Regions from separate parts of the Mus musculus genome. Here region 2 is linked to region 1. A link is a loop called in an ENCODE intact Hi-C map of the cell type or tissue named here. Cell type or tissue: heart. All regions are shown on one strand. Links, peaks and the distances in the headings refer to the core of each region. The heading gives the core; the rest is flanking DNA.

Region 1 (7,222 bases), core at 1,533-6,532:
AAAATTTTATTTTACTTTCAATTATGTGTATGTGTGGATATGGGCACATGAATGCAGATATCCAGAGAGACCAGAAGAAGGCATCAGATCTCCAGGAGCTGGAATTACAGGCAGTTGTGAGCCTCCTGATGTGGATGCTGGGAACTAAACTTGGGTCTTGTGCAAGAGAAGTATGCACATTTAACTGCTGAGCCATCTTTCTAGCCAAACATGATCCGTGCTTCTTTCTTTTTTAATTTTTAAAACTACAACTTAAAAGTTTTTTTTTAAGGGTTTTTTTTTTTGTTCTATTTTGTTTTGTTATTTTGTTTGAGACATGGCTTCGGTGTGAGTCACTGGCTGGTCTAGAACTCACTGTGTAGATTAGAACAGCCTCAATCTCAGAGATCGGCCTACTTCTGCCTCCCCAGTGCTGGTGTTACAGGTGTGCACCATCATGCCCAGCACATACATATGCAGAATACTTGTGTGCATCCTCTTCTCATCACTCTCAAGTGCCCAAATCAGTGCCTAGCAAGAAGAGATGTTCAAGCAATGAATGAATGGATTTAACATGGGAGAATTATTGAACAGAGCACTGACGAGTCCTAGCAGCACAATAGGGTCAGAAAGTGAAGTCAGACTGTATAGATGAGGCTATTCCTACCAAGTAGCTTGTCCAGCCCCCGAACCACCAACCCAGAAAGCACAATGAAAAGCAGTTGACCTGTGGGACTTCTGTTTCCATGACAACCAGGGATCATTCAGGTGTGGTCCTATCTCCAGCTATTCCTGTATCCTTTGCTAGGTTCGATAAACAAGTCAACTCTACCATGGTCTTATGTTACTGAGAAGGGTATTGGCTGTGGTCAGCACTGTCAATTAAGGCGTGGATGTGTGAGAAACTGAAAAGTATGCCTACCAAAGGTTTTAGTCATGTCAAGAGCTAGCCCAGCTGTGTTGTCTCAGAAACTTCCACACCAAGGCAGATACTCGCTTTTCTCAGGGCAGGTGGCGGTTCTCGGGTATCCTCTCAGTCTCTGAATAATGGTAAATGTGGTTTGTACTCCACTTACCACTATTCACCTGCCAAGCCTTCCTCTGAACTGGCACTGGGCACCCTGCCCACTGAGTGCAGCTCCTGCCTCCGCAGACGGTTGAGCCATCCTCCCAAGTTCCCCTGCTGAGAAAGCTTTTCCCTACAGAGCAGGCCAGTGCGCTGAGACTAATTTGCTTCCCAGACCACTCCTCTGACAGATACCAGCATGGAGCGGTACGTTGGGGAGGGTAGGTGGGTACCTTTCATTACTTTCACAGGCACTGTCAAGGTCCTCTCTGTTTCTAAGCAGATAGCATATTTGGCCTGCCTCAGTCCCTCCAGAATCAAGGCAATGACCTAGGTCTTTGGAGAAAAAAAAGTTTGACTTTCAAATCAACAACCAATAGCAACTAGGAAAAAATGTTCCCGTCCTTTGAGCAAGTCACTTGACTGTCCCTGTGGGTTTGGGGCTGGGTGGCTAAACACCTAGGTATGGATTAGGAAGGAATAGGATCAAATGTCCCTCAGAAGCACCAGGGAGCGCAAAAACTGGGCTGAGACCCTCTAGGCACTGGGCAGGGTGGATAGACCAGACGAATTCTCAGAGATCTGGGTCACACACAGGTGAAGTGCCCCGAGGAACCAGGTCTGACCACAGGCTATCACAACCCTGTCTGTCTGATAGGCAAGAGCTCTGAGCCCAGGTGATTTGCTCAAAGTGTCTCCAGGTATTCCAGGTCTACTGGCAATACTTCAATTTTCAGGTTTTCTCTCTCAAACAGAGCATCCCCTAAGACAGGCTACAAGCTGGTCCCTTTAGCTTCCAAGTCCTTAGACGACACACATTTGTCCTTGGTAAACTCAGTAGACGCCATTGCACCCACAGTCCGTGAGATGGTGAGGGTGAAGTGCTGAAGAGAATGGAACAGGGTGTGGAGCCAAAGATGAGGGCAGAGAAGGCCAGATGCCTCCCTGGTTCCTGCCTGCCTGTGGCTGAGGAGGCTAGGCTACAGACTCTCGGAGCCATCCTCCACACTTTGAGCCTTCTGCAACATAGGGGCTGGGGGATAAGGGGTGGGGCAGGGGTCACTTTTGTGACTAATAACCCAATCATGGAAAATGACAGTTTCCTGAGCCACTCGACCAGAGGTAGCCACATAACTCTTTATGATGTGGCCAAAAATTCCTCCTGCCACCACAGCCCTAGAAAAATGGGTCAAAGACATCTTCTATGGAACTCTCCAAGCGGGGGCTTAGTTCACACCATCTACTCCTGTGTCATCGACCTGCAAACACTGGCGCTGTTTTGACAACAAGGTCATGTTCCCTGCAGTGAGCTCACCCTTGACTCGGAGTCAGTCATCAGTCCTCTCCTGCTTGTTCCTCCTTGGGGGAATGATTAGCTATGGAAGTCACAAAGGCTGTCTGGTATTTGTCTCTGGAAATGTGTCCATAGTGTCTCTGAGGTCTGCAGGGGTATCTAATCCGCACAAGACACTTACAAATGGCTGAGGACGATGTTGGCCTAAATACCTGTCATCTAAGATGGCATACTCTCTCTTTCTGTGTGTGTATGTGTGTGTTCACTGGTGGATGTGCATGTGTGTGTATGGCATGTGTGTGTATGCCATGGGTCAGCAGGTGGAGCAGTGGCTATCAGCCTTCCTAGAGCTGCGACCCTTTAATATAGTTCCTCATGCTGTGGTGACCCCCAACCATAAGATTATTTTAGTTGCTACTTCATAGCTGTAATGTTGTGACTGTTATGAATCAATCGTAACAGAAATACTTTTGGAACTAGGGGTTTGCCAAAGACCCACAGGTTGAGAACCACTGAGGTTGAGTGTGGGTGTTCCTCACCAAGGCGCTGTCCACCTTGTTTGTGTCTCCCTGTCTGGAACTCACCTATTAGGCTAGGCTGTCATCCCCCAGTGCTGGAGAAGGGAAGTGCATATGTCAGCACTCCTGGCTTATCTTCACATGGGTCCTGGGAATTGAACTCAGGTCCGCAGGCTTTAGCACTTTAGCCACTGAGCCACCTCGGGTTTTTGGCACTAGGCTGCAGTTGATGGCTGGCTGCTAGACCCAATGTGCATGGTGCTTTCCCCCTGAATATCAAGCATCCCATTGGCAGCAGGGTATGGTACATCTTGTACCTGGTTTGCATTCAGTGCTAGGATGAGCTGTGGATCCTGGGCCACCTCTCCCAGCATGCTGAGATTTAGCTACTTCCCAGATATTGGGCATGGCCTTCTGTTGCAAGTGTTGCGGTGGAAGCCATAGGAATAAAGCAACAGATTGAATTGGGTTTGAAGCTCAGGCTTGTGCTGACTCATAGAGGACCAGCGTGGAAGTGAGCAAGGGGCCCCTACTTTCAGGCAGTGGTAGACAGAAAGTGCTTAGCTCTGAGAGCTCCAGCCAGTAAAGGCTCAGAACCAGCATTCCCCCTGCAAACAGGGCTGGGATCTCCAGCATGGACATCCCACAGGTCTGAGGAGAAGTTGGCTCTTAAAAGCTGAGGATGGGTTGATCTAAATGCCAGCTACCCAAGATGGTCCAGAAGCCTCATCTGATCTCTGGCTATGGCTGGGTAAGGCTGATGGCCTTGTCCTGACAGGACCCTAAGAAGCCTCTAGTCAGTCTTTAGTAAGGGACAAGAGGTCCTGTGTCTGCCTGGCACAGTGCCGGGCTTTTGCTGACTCATAGAACTCTGCCTAGAGCCCAAGGCCCAAAACAATGATTCAGGCAGCTCGGAATCCAGGGAAAACCAGCTTCGCTTTCCACCAGAGAGACCAGCCCAGCTGGGCATGAGCTCACCGGCCAGACAGTGACAGGGACAGTGGGAAATTGCCCATCCTTTATAGGCAAGAAGAAAAAAAAGGCTGAGTTTTCAGCTGAAACATTCTTTGAAAACCCCATATCAACCCATCTAAAATTAGCTTTCGGCATCTAAATCACTTCCTGTTACAGAAACCACAGGCCCAATGCTTCAGTCACCGCTCTGCCTGCTAAAAGGGGGTGGGGGCCCGTGATGTATTAGTGCTGCACACCAAAAACTGTAATGATTCAAAGGAGACATGGAAATTGGGAGCCCCTCTCCCTCACAGCATAAGGACTGTTATGCAAGGTCCATGTAGGCTACTGCTGCGGCAACAAGGGTACAAACATGTACGTGCACAGCACGCATGTGGGCACAGCCAGACTCACATACTGATGGGCACGGAGCAGAGCCTTCTCCACTTCTCCAGAAGAACTCCCACAGGGATGGTCTCAGCACACCTCTACCATGGTTCTTGTCTTTTATTTGTGAGACAGGGTCTCTCTATAGTCCCTGTTCGTCCTGGAACTCACTATGTAGACCAGGCTGGCCTCGAACTCACAGACACCTGCCCTGCCTCTGCCTCCCAAGTTCAGGGATTAAAGACGTGTGGCACCAAACTCATCTGCTGTGGCTCTTCTAAACACAGGATGCATGAAGAAAGGAAGGCAGGTGTCTGGCCTGTTTCTGTGCCTATAGTTCTGTCCTGACTTCTCTTAAAGGTTCTAACAGGCTCCAAAGAAACAAGGTTAGCTCTGTGCTTAGCGTTTGGTCAGCCACTGCCAAATGTTTCCTGGGTAGGGGAAGCCAGGTGGGACATGGGCTAGAGACATAAAGCAAGTCAGAGGCCACCTCTGCATGTAAGGAGCTAACGTGGAGGCAGCCATTTGAATCTCAAAGCTCTCCAGAAACCTTGCAGGCTTCAGGTCTGGACTGCAGGTGCCAGCAGCTGTGACAGATGAGCAGCCTAGCCACGCAAGGGAAGCTGATATGTGTCACAAACCTGGTGAGCTTCAGTCAGTGTCATGCGAACTATGAGGGAAATTGGGCATGCACCTGATTGTTTGATTATGTTTGCTGCTGTTCTAGGACCCTTAGAACTCACCGTACAGACTTCCACTGTACAGAAGTTTCTCAGTAGATGCCTATGAGGGAAAAAAAACAGAGATGGAAGACTGGATGATGTTAGCACTGAGTACCTACCAGCTCCCTACCTGGACACACAAGGCAGTGTATCCCTCAGCAGTGCCTCTACAGTGGGGCTGCTGGGATGCCAGGTACCTGCCTGCTTCCATAGGAATGATCCAACTGGGTGGCCTTGGTGGCTTCATCTTGCAAGTACAATGGCTGGCCTCGGTGAAATCATCTTTAGCGTGATAGAGGCCTGGCATCAAATGGGAGTCTTCCTATAATGATGACAGAACTATGCCCATTATGCCCCTCAGCACTCTATGGTAAAGAGACCCAGCCTCCAGGTAACTGGGTTGCCAGGTGACCATGCATACTCTCACGAGCATGGCTTAGGCATTTCCTAAATATTTCAGGTTACTGGGAAGAAAAATCCAATTGAACATTCACAAGGCCTCAGCTTGGGGAACTAGGTATTCTCAGGCCTCCACATTTGGGTATGCCTGGCTAGAACTAATGGAGAACTTTCATCCGAGGATATGGGGGATCAGGGAGAGTCCAGAGTTCCTCACAGGCTGTTGGGATGACTGTGAAGTTAATGAAGCAAGGGGGATTATCAGCACTGGAATGGCTCTTGTCTGGCTCAACAAAGCTAAATGAGGGTCTTCAAAAGAGCTGAGATCCTGGGGGTGGTCAGCATCCTTTTACAGAAGAGACTATTTCCACATGCCTCCTTTAAGTTAAGCCCTAACTAGTCACCGAGAAGCCAATGAAAACATAACCGTGTCCCTCTATAATCATATGTTCCACTGAAGACAAGTAAGTATAAGGGTTTGTTGTTGTTGTTGTTGTTTAATAGGCTCTCCAGTAGTTCAGGCTGGCCTCAAACTCACTATGTAGCTTCAGACAACTTCGAACTTCTGATCTTCCTGCCTCCATCTCTAAAGTGCTGGGATTACAGAGGTGTGTGTCACCATACCCAGTTTATATGGTTGGGGAGATTGAACCTGGGGCTTTGTGCATGCTAATCAAGCACTCTTACCAACTGAGCTACATCTCCAAGCCCCCAAGATAGGTAATTATAATACCAAATTGTAAGTACATCTCATAGGGAGAGATGGGATTCTGTGGGTACACGGAGAATGTATATGCAAGCCAGTCTAGGGGCAGGGTACAGTTCTGGTTGACTGTGATAGAACTCAACAGGAATAAAGTATCACTAAGCTGAGTGAAGAGATCAAGAGATTATGGTCAACTGGTTGTATACCTAGAGTTCAGTGAAATTTGACTATGGAAAATCTTCTAGTGTCATTTCCTACAGTAGTGGATAGATTTTTAAAATGATACTGGCAACAGAGACTACTCATCCGGAAAACACTGCATACCGCTGTTGGGTTTTAGGTAGGGTTGAGTGATTCGAGGGAACTGAGATGGGCTACTGGGGAATAAGGAGTCTATTAGAAGAGATAATGATGCCATGGACAGACAGAAAGAGGGTCAACAGCATGGGGGGAGGTCCAAGGAGTATTTAGGCCACAGCATCAGAGACAGGCAGCATGGTGGAGTCTCTGAAGAGATTCAGAGCATACATGGCAGAGGAGAGAACCTCTTCTTTTCCATTTTGAGGAGTGGAGAAGGTTCACAGCAAAAGCCTATATATAGCCAGGCTCTCTGATTCCCCGGCAGGAGGCAGTGAAGTGGTGGGGTGTGGGGAGCAGGGTGTGGTACCCCCTTCCATGTAAACTTACTACCCAAGGACTCACATTGTCTCAGGAGATGCCTGGATGTATCTATGAGAGGCCTGTGCGAAGGCTGGATTCCAAATACATCCTTACAATTAAGACTGTGATGGGTACCCTTTGAGCTCCAGGATTATATCAGCAAGCTACAGGGATGTAGTTAATAGTGCAGCCTTAGAAAAGGTGCCAACTAGGGCAAGACAATACTAGTTATCAACACTGTTGTTCAAGTATGACTAGTAGGGTCCCCACCTTTGCATTAAGATATGAAAAATAGAGCTGGAGAGATGGCTCAGTGGTTAAGAGCACTGACTGCTCTTCCAGAGGTCCTGAGTTAAAATCCCAGTGACCACATGGTGGCTCACAACCATCTGTAATAGGATCTGTAATAGGATCCTCTTCTGGTGTGTCTGAAGACGGCTACTGTGTACTCACATACATGAAATAAATAAAAATAAATCTTTAAAAAATATGAAAAATAGGTATAGAATATTAAAAGCAAATTTTTATTTTAGATTG
Region 2 (7,222 bases), core at 776-5,775, 70 kb after region 1:
AGATGGATTATGAATGCTAAGGTTGGTAGTTAAACTGTCTTCCATGGCGTCCTTACAAAAGCAAATCTTAGGTACCATATTAGCCCAAGTACAAAAGAGCTAGAGAGCTATTACCCAGGAGACAGGGAGTCAACCTCAGAACATGCCTTACTGGCTGCGTTATCTATCATCTATCTATCTATCTATCTATCTATCTATCTATCTATCTATCAATCTATCTATCTATTTATTTTTGCATCACTGTGACAGCACAGTGGCTTACTCAACTCAGGCTCACTCCAGAGGAATAAAGTCCATCCCGATGGAGAAGTTCTTAGCCTGTGGTGACTGGGAAACAGCAATGGTGGAAGGAGAGTGCTCAGCTGATATTTCTCCTTTCGCCATATTTATTCAGTCTATATAGTGGCCATCATGTTCAGGGCTGACACTGGGTGGAACCTCTCTGGCTACATCCTCACAGGCACATGCCAAAATGTTCATCACTGGCTCTCCAGAGACTTCTACTTTAAAACAAAACAAGGTTTCATTCTGCAGCCCAGGCTGGCACCACAGTGTGGTTATCCTCCTGTCTCAGCTTCTCAAGTGCTGGGATCTCAGGTATGAGTCACCACACCCAGCTCCCTGGGTGTTTGCAATCAAGTTGACATTGTCAACCATCATACTGACCATTAAGGCAATAACTCAGGAACAGGAGAAGTACCAAGCCTGGCTGGCTCTCACAGAAGAAAGCCCGAGGCTTCAACTGCTCTACGCTCCTGTTACACAAGCACTCAGATATGCTTGTGCTTTCTTAAGAAAGAAAACTGACTACACCAAGCGATTCTTGAGGATCTGTGGCCTGACCAGGCTAAGGACTGAAACACACAACCCACAGTTAATCCAAAGTCCATCCTAGGCTCCTGGCTGCTCAGTCTATGATGCTGTTTCTACAAATCAGACTTTTGGATTCATCAAGGTTCATATCTGAAGGCAGGAAAATGATACCCTCCACCGTTCTCTGCAAAGGCACTTTTATGTTTAGCATTAACTCAGGCACGCTCTAACACAAGATCTGAATTAGCAAAACCAAGACTCTCTGAAACCGCAGGGAGTTTTTACAGGGAAAGTCTTGGGAATCCTCAGATTTTCACACTATGAGTTTAGTGCAATGGTAACTACATTTTCCTAAGCATTCCAATTTCCTTCCTGTGGCTGTGATAAAATACTCCAACAAAAAATAACTTAGAGAGAGGGGGTTTATTTTAACTCACAATTCCAGGTGATAGGATGTCACTGTAGGAAAGGGATAGCAGCAGGGGCTTGAGACAGCTGGTCACATCACATCTGTTGTCAAGAGCAGAGCTAGGTGAATGCAGGCTTTACTCTTAAATAGTCCATAGCACTATGAATAGGGAATAGTGTTGCCCATATGGGCTGGGTCTTCCCACATCCTAACAATCAAGACACTGTCGCACAGACATGTCCACAAGCCAAACTGATCTAGGCAGTTCTTCAGAGAGACTCTCTTCCCTGGTGTCTCTAGGTGGTGTCAAAATCAACGAATAAAACTAACCATTGCACTACCCTACCTTATTTGAGAACATTCATAGAATTATCCGTGAGACCCAATCTAGATGTTAGTGTGTCCACTAGAAAGCAGGGTAAGAGGGTCTAGATACAGAGTTCAAGAAGGGAGGACAAAGCCCAACTTAGTAACTCACAAGCATGTGGTTGCCATAGCAATGGAAGTGAAAGGGAAAAAGGAAGGAGACAATAAGGCACATATGAGAAGGCCCGGAAGCCCATAGGGATGCTGAGAATAAAAGGAAGAATAGTGAGGCTAGCAACTGAAGGAAAGATGCTGTCAGCAGTGTCCTCCAGGCTCCACCTCTAGGAGGAACCAGAATATTTTTATCAGACAGGTTCAAGGACTGAGTTAAGGACCGGCTTTGTAACATTTCTAAGAACGGGAAGTGAGAGAGCAATCAGTGTGCTACAAAGTTTCAAGTAGCCAACTGATGAGATGAAAACCAAGATCACTCTGGCTGCGTGGGATGATGCAGGTTTCCAATTCCACACCGGAGGGATTTCAGACCGGCCTGGTCTACATAGGGAGACAGTGAATTTCAGGCTAGCCAGAGTTACACTGATAAGTCAGTTCCAAGCTAAGCAGAGCAACATAGTGAAAACTTGGAGAGAAAGAGAGAGAGAGGAAGAGAGAGAGAGAGAGAGAGAGAGAGAGAGAGAGAGAGAGAGAGAGCGCTGTGAGCTCAAGAACTCAATGATGCAGGAAGAGGGTGGGGAATATATCTGTAGCTATGGTTTGAAATCCTTGATTGCCAATAAAGCCTTAGGACCCAAATTTGTTTCTCCAGGGATCATCCAGAGCATGCTATCTTTTGAGAATGGCCCCACCAGTGAACTCTGGACTAGACTAAGAGGCCCTGCCTCTATGAATAAGAAAGAAAAAACAATCAATGATTGTTGGTTGATTGATTGATTGATTGATTATTCCTCACATCACCCTCTGGGCCAACCCCCACCCCACCCTCACACACAAATAGAAGTGAGGAAGGCTGGTACTTCTGTAAGATTCCATTGGCTACACAGGTATGATGAGAACGAGACTGGCTAGTTGGGGAAGGGAGGAAGATGAGGGAACAGTGAAGACAGACTTCCTGGGGTACTGACCATCCACCTAGCAAATGCACTTTTAGCGAGTATGGAAAGTACTTTAAACATCAAACTGGGGGTTTGTCAATTCCCTTGGCACTTCCCTACTACTGACCTCTTAATCCCCAATGTTTTACAATAACAACACTACAAATAAAGTTTGCTAGCATGTAAAAGAATCTCTATAAAAGTTAAGAAAACTCTTCAATGTGCACCAGCCCTGGGAATAATGTCCAAGACAACCTTGGGTCAACAGTCAACTGGCTGAGGGTCTTTTTGCTCTGCCTAGCTAGAAATCACAGAAAGCAAGCTTTTTTTGACTGCTGAGAACAGAAGCAGTAGGCCAGCAGAAGTAGCGGCAAGTGGCGCCCTCTAGTGTTACAGCAATGTGCACACCTCAGGTATCTAGACCCTGTGTCCTTGGTCCCAGCAGCACTCCAGTTCTTGGCCTGAGATCTCAGACTCTTGTCCCTGCGCCTTGACAGTTATCACTACCTCTGCTACTTCTTTGTGTGAGTGTGTGTCACAGTCAGCTCCAGTTGTAGTGATAAAAGTAAGTAAGAAAAGACCATTCACAAGAAGCCTATTCTTGGGTCTGATGTTGCACACACAAGTATCAGTAGAAGAGAGCATAATGGGCTAAGCCTGAGTGGCCTGATCACCTGGCCCAAGAGGGGACATTTGGACTGATCACAGCCATATTAGAACTAATACAACCTCCTCTTAGCACCAATCACGGCCATTGAAGCTTGTGGTTTGGATCAATCACAACCTTGCCTCTTAGTCCCTCTGCCAGACCACAAAAGGAAGTATTTTCCTTTTGCCGACATGGAAATGCTGCAGGGTCATTTAGAGTTCATCAAGGTTTATGACAGACAGTCTGGTAGTTTTAAACAGCTCTGCACTTTCAAAACGGAGACAGCACCTGTAATGATCATCGGGTAGTTTCCTTAACCTTTCTGCATAAGACAGCCAAAGTTAGGAGGTGGTTATAGAGTGGAAGACATGCTTTTCAGATGGTGTTACAGACTAAAATCTAAACACAATCCAGGGATGGAATCATAATTCTTTAACTTAGGAATGATGGTAGAGTACTTTAACTAACTGGAAAACATGATAGACTGGATGTTAATTGTATATCATACTTTGTAATTTACATGATTGTTATGGCTTTGTTCTATTTATGTCTGGGAGAAGAGGTGTTTGTTTGTTTGTTTGTTTGTTTTATTGGACTGAAAAGGTGAGATGTAGAAAGTGGTTCTGATGCTAAGGTCCTGTTCCCCATTGGTTCTTGATCCATCACTAAAGATGCTAGTGGCCAATGAGGTAGGTGTAATAGGCAAGACTTCCAGGCCCCACAGGCAAGCTAGCAGACACAGGGGAGGAGATTTGCACCATGTTTTGGAGGGGAAAATTGACCAGCCATGTGAGATCCAAGGCAGAGCGACCATAGGTTGCTTCTCCAAGTGGGAGGTCAGGGTGTTTAGCTGGGACTAAATGTAACTAAGCAACTAAAGTTGAGGACAGATTTAGGATGCTGAGCTAAGAGTATTGGGAAGGGCATGCTAGCTGCTATAGATTAGAAGTGCCCAGCAATTAAGCCAAGAAGGCAGGTTGAAATCAAACAATGTGTGTATCTGTGTTTTTCATCCATGTATCCAACATTCTCTGGGAAGGGGCTGGTAGTGAGGCGTATTCCTGGACCTTAAAGCAGGGGGAGCAAAAACTACACTCAACAAAGATATGACAAGGTTAAATGAGGTCACATGGCTATATGTTAAGGCCGGTGTCTTTATTAAGCACAGACAACAGACAAGAGGGTGACCATCAGAGGCCAAGTGGGAGGTCTCAGAAAAATTTCAACCTGCAACATCTTGGACTTTCAGGCTGTAGAGCTGTAGAGAACAGATTTGCATCATCCATGCAATCAGTAAGTGCCATTTTGTTTCGGTGGCCCTAGAATGCACATATATGTTATAATTTTATTAGACAAGCAAGGAGAAGATTCCTTTTCACAATTAACACCAACATACTAAGACTGAGCTCAACTAGATTAAGAAACATGGCACTTGGTTTTGTTTTCAGTTTGGTTCTGTTGCTAGGATAAGATACCCTGGCAAAAAGCAACTTAGGGGCCAGGTATGGTGACGCACGCCTTTAATCCCAGCACTCATGGTGCAGAGGCAGGTGGATTTCTGGGTTTGAGGCCATCTTTGTCTATAGCTTGAGTTCCAGGATAGCCAGGGTTGCACAGAGAAACCCTGTCTTAAAAATAATCAAACAAGAAAGCTGGTGATCAGGAACAAAGAGAACGAACGCATACATGCTCACTTGCTTGTTAGTGCTCAGCTCAGTATCCCCACTTTTCTATAGTCCATGGCCCATGCCTAGGGAATGGTGCCATCTAGAGTGGTTTGGGCCTCTCCACATATATAACATAATCCACCCCCAAAACATGCCCACAAAAACAGCACAATCTGGACAATCCCTCATTGAGACTCTCTTCACAGGTGATTCTAGGTTGTGTCACATAGACAGTTTTCAGCTTTACAGGGCAAATTATCATGGCTCTTAAGACAGGAAAACTGCCAGAAAACTGAGAGGTGAAAGGGCATGTGACAATTAACTTCTGTGTCAAATTGACTAAACCATAGTGATCAACTGATCAAATGCCAGGCCAGCCTGTCACCTCACATAATAGAATGTCGGAGATACCATCTTAGTTTTGGCAAACAAAAGGGAGATTTATGTTGCCAGGCAATCAAAAGGGCTGTAAGCACCAGACTATCAAAAAGTAGCAAAGGAGAGGGGAGAGAAATGAAAGGCAGTGAACATCAGTTAAATGACAATTTCTCAAGCTTGGGAAGAAAGCAGGAAAAAACAACACACAAAAGACCTAAGATTTATAGTGTACAGAATTTAAGACTGCAGTTTCTAGTAAGAAACTGGATGAAGCATGAAGTAGTTGAGATGGCACAAATTATAAATATTGAGAGTGCAGACACCATACCTAGCTGTTCTTTATTATTTTTAAAGCCATTGTATTTATTTGAAGCTAGTCTAACAGAGAAAGCACAAGCTATTTTGCTCCAATGCCATCCACTGTAGTGCCAAGTTTCTGGTAAAAGTCGTCCCTCACTCTGACAGCCACTCAGTCACACATATCCACACAGGAGCACACACAAGTGCACACACGTATTCTCTCTCTCCCCCCTTCCCCTCCCTCCCTCTCCCCCTCCTCCTCAGGCACTCCTGCAACATTAGCGGCTCATTACCACGCCTCCAGCTTCCCACACCTGCTTATGAGTTTCTTCTGCTCTTAATTATTTAAAGACAAAGACAGTATTTTCTCCATCCATGGTTCCCCAACAGACCTTTAATAACTATTAGATGAAACTATAGTAAGTTTTTTTAAGAGCAAAGACTTTGAAAACTTCCAGTTCAAGGTTTGAGTCCCAGGCCTTCTACTTACCAGTCAGGAGCCCCCATGTGACCTCAGGGATCTAACTTTGTCCTAACTCAGGCACATTACCTGTTCTGAATGAAGAGACAGGCTGTAACATCCCCCAGAACAGTACCTAGCGGACACTAAATTACTCACTCGGCTGGGTTGGTTAACAGGGACTGCCATGAGCAGGTACTGCCTCTAAGGCAGGAGTCACCCAACATTATCCCAGGATGTGGTTTTATGCTCATGGACAGACACCAGCACATGACAGATTCCTTAATGGCTGATGTCATGCTTCATTTAAGACATTCAACATCTGGTAATAACAAAGTAGAGTACCAAAGACAAGGCTTTCTGTATTGTGCTATATTTCATATGAAAAGATAATAATAATAATAATAATAATAACAACAACAACAATAGACTTCTACTTCCAGCCAAGAAGGGAGAGATTCTAGTACAACAACTTTTAGGCTCCTGGCATCCTTTAAAAACAAAACAAAACAAAACATGGAAGTTGGGCTGAAGAGATGACTCAGAAGTATCAGATGCTCTTCCAGAGAGCACAGGTTTCACAGCGACACCCACGTACCATCTGGAACACCAGTCCCAAGGATCCGACGCCATCTTCTGGCCTCCACAGGCACTGCGTGCACATGGTGCACAGACATACATGCAGACAAAACACCAGTATGCATAAAATATAAATAACAAAAGGGGAAATATTGTAAAAGAAAAATATGCAAGCCAAGAAAATCATAAATTCTGAATTACACTGCTCAAAAATCTCCTGGGAAGCATGAGTAGCAAGATCATGAAGGATGAAGCTCATATTATGAAACCAAAAGTCTATTATCTTTAATTCATTTGCAGATTGTAGACCTGTGGTAAAAGTGGGGCCAGAGTACTTTGGGCAGTATGAAAGGACACATGAAGACAAAACAGAACATTAAGAGGGAGAAGGGGTTGTCCCATGCCTCCCTCAGCATGAGCACACAGGGGCAGGGACATGCTTCTCCCCGAAAGCCTGTTTTCTGCTGTGAACTCAGTCTGACAGCTAGGGAATGAAGGATCCCTAAAGACAAGAGGGTTTCTTAGAAGAAGGCGAGCTAGCAGTGTTCT

What was found. Peaks named below come from ENCODE experiments on the same cell type or tissue, not always from the same donor. Only the 100,000 strongest peaks of a DNase experiment are listed, where the experiment ranks them.
Region 2: a loop joins it to region 1, with 2.0 times the contacts of the local background. A loop is called at or near these places in 9 of 42 quality-filtered maps.

Annotation. Positions count from the first base shown.
Region 1 is chr11:54,211,391-54,218,612 of GRCm38, reverse strand. The region is part of intron 3 of Gm12223 (a long non-coding RNA gene); the gene reads right to left. It overlaps 4933405E24Rik (RIKEN cDNA 4933405E24 gene), which reads left to right and starts at 5,325. Exons shown (of 3, transcript NR_045506.1): 1 at 5,325-5,783. In heart, for the core only: no CTCF peak of the experiment used is centred there; a DNase peak (open chromatin) is centred at 3,712.
Region 2 is chr11:54,140,891-54,148,112 of GRCm38, reverse strand. Gm12223 (a long non-coding RNA gene) reads right to left here and starts at 6,245. Exons shown (of 9, transcript XR_003949549.1): 1 at 6,125-6,245. In heart, for the core only: a CTCF peak has its summit at 3,028 (motif pointing left); a DNase peak (open chromatin) is centred at 3,032.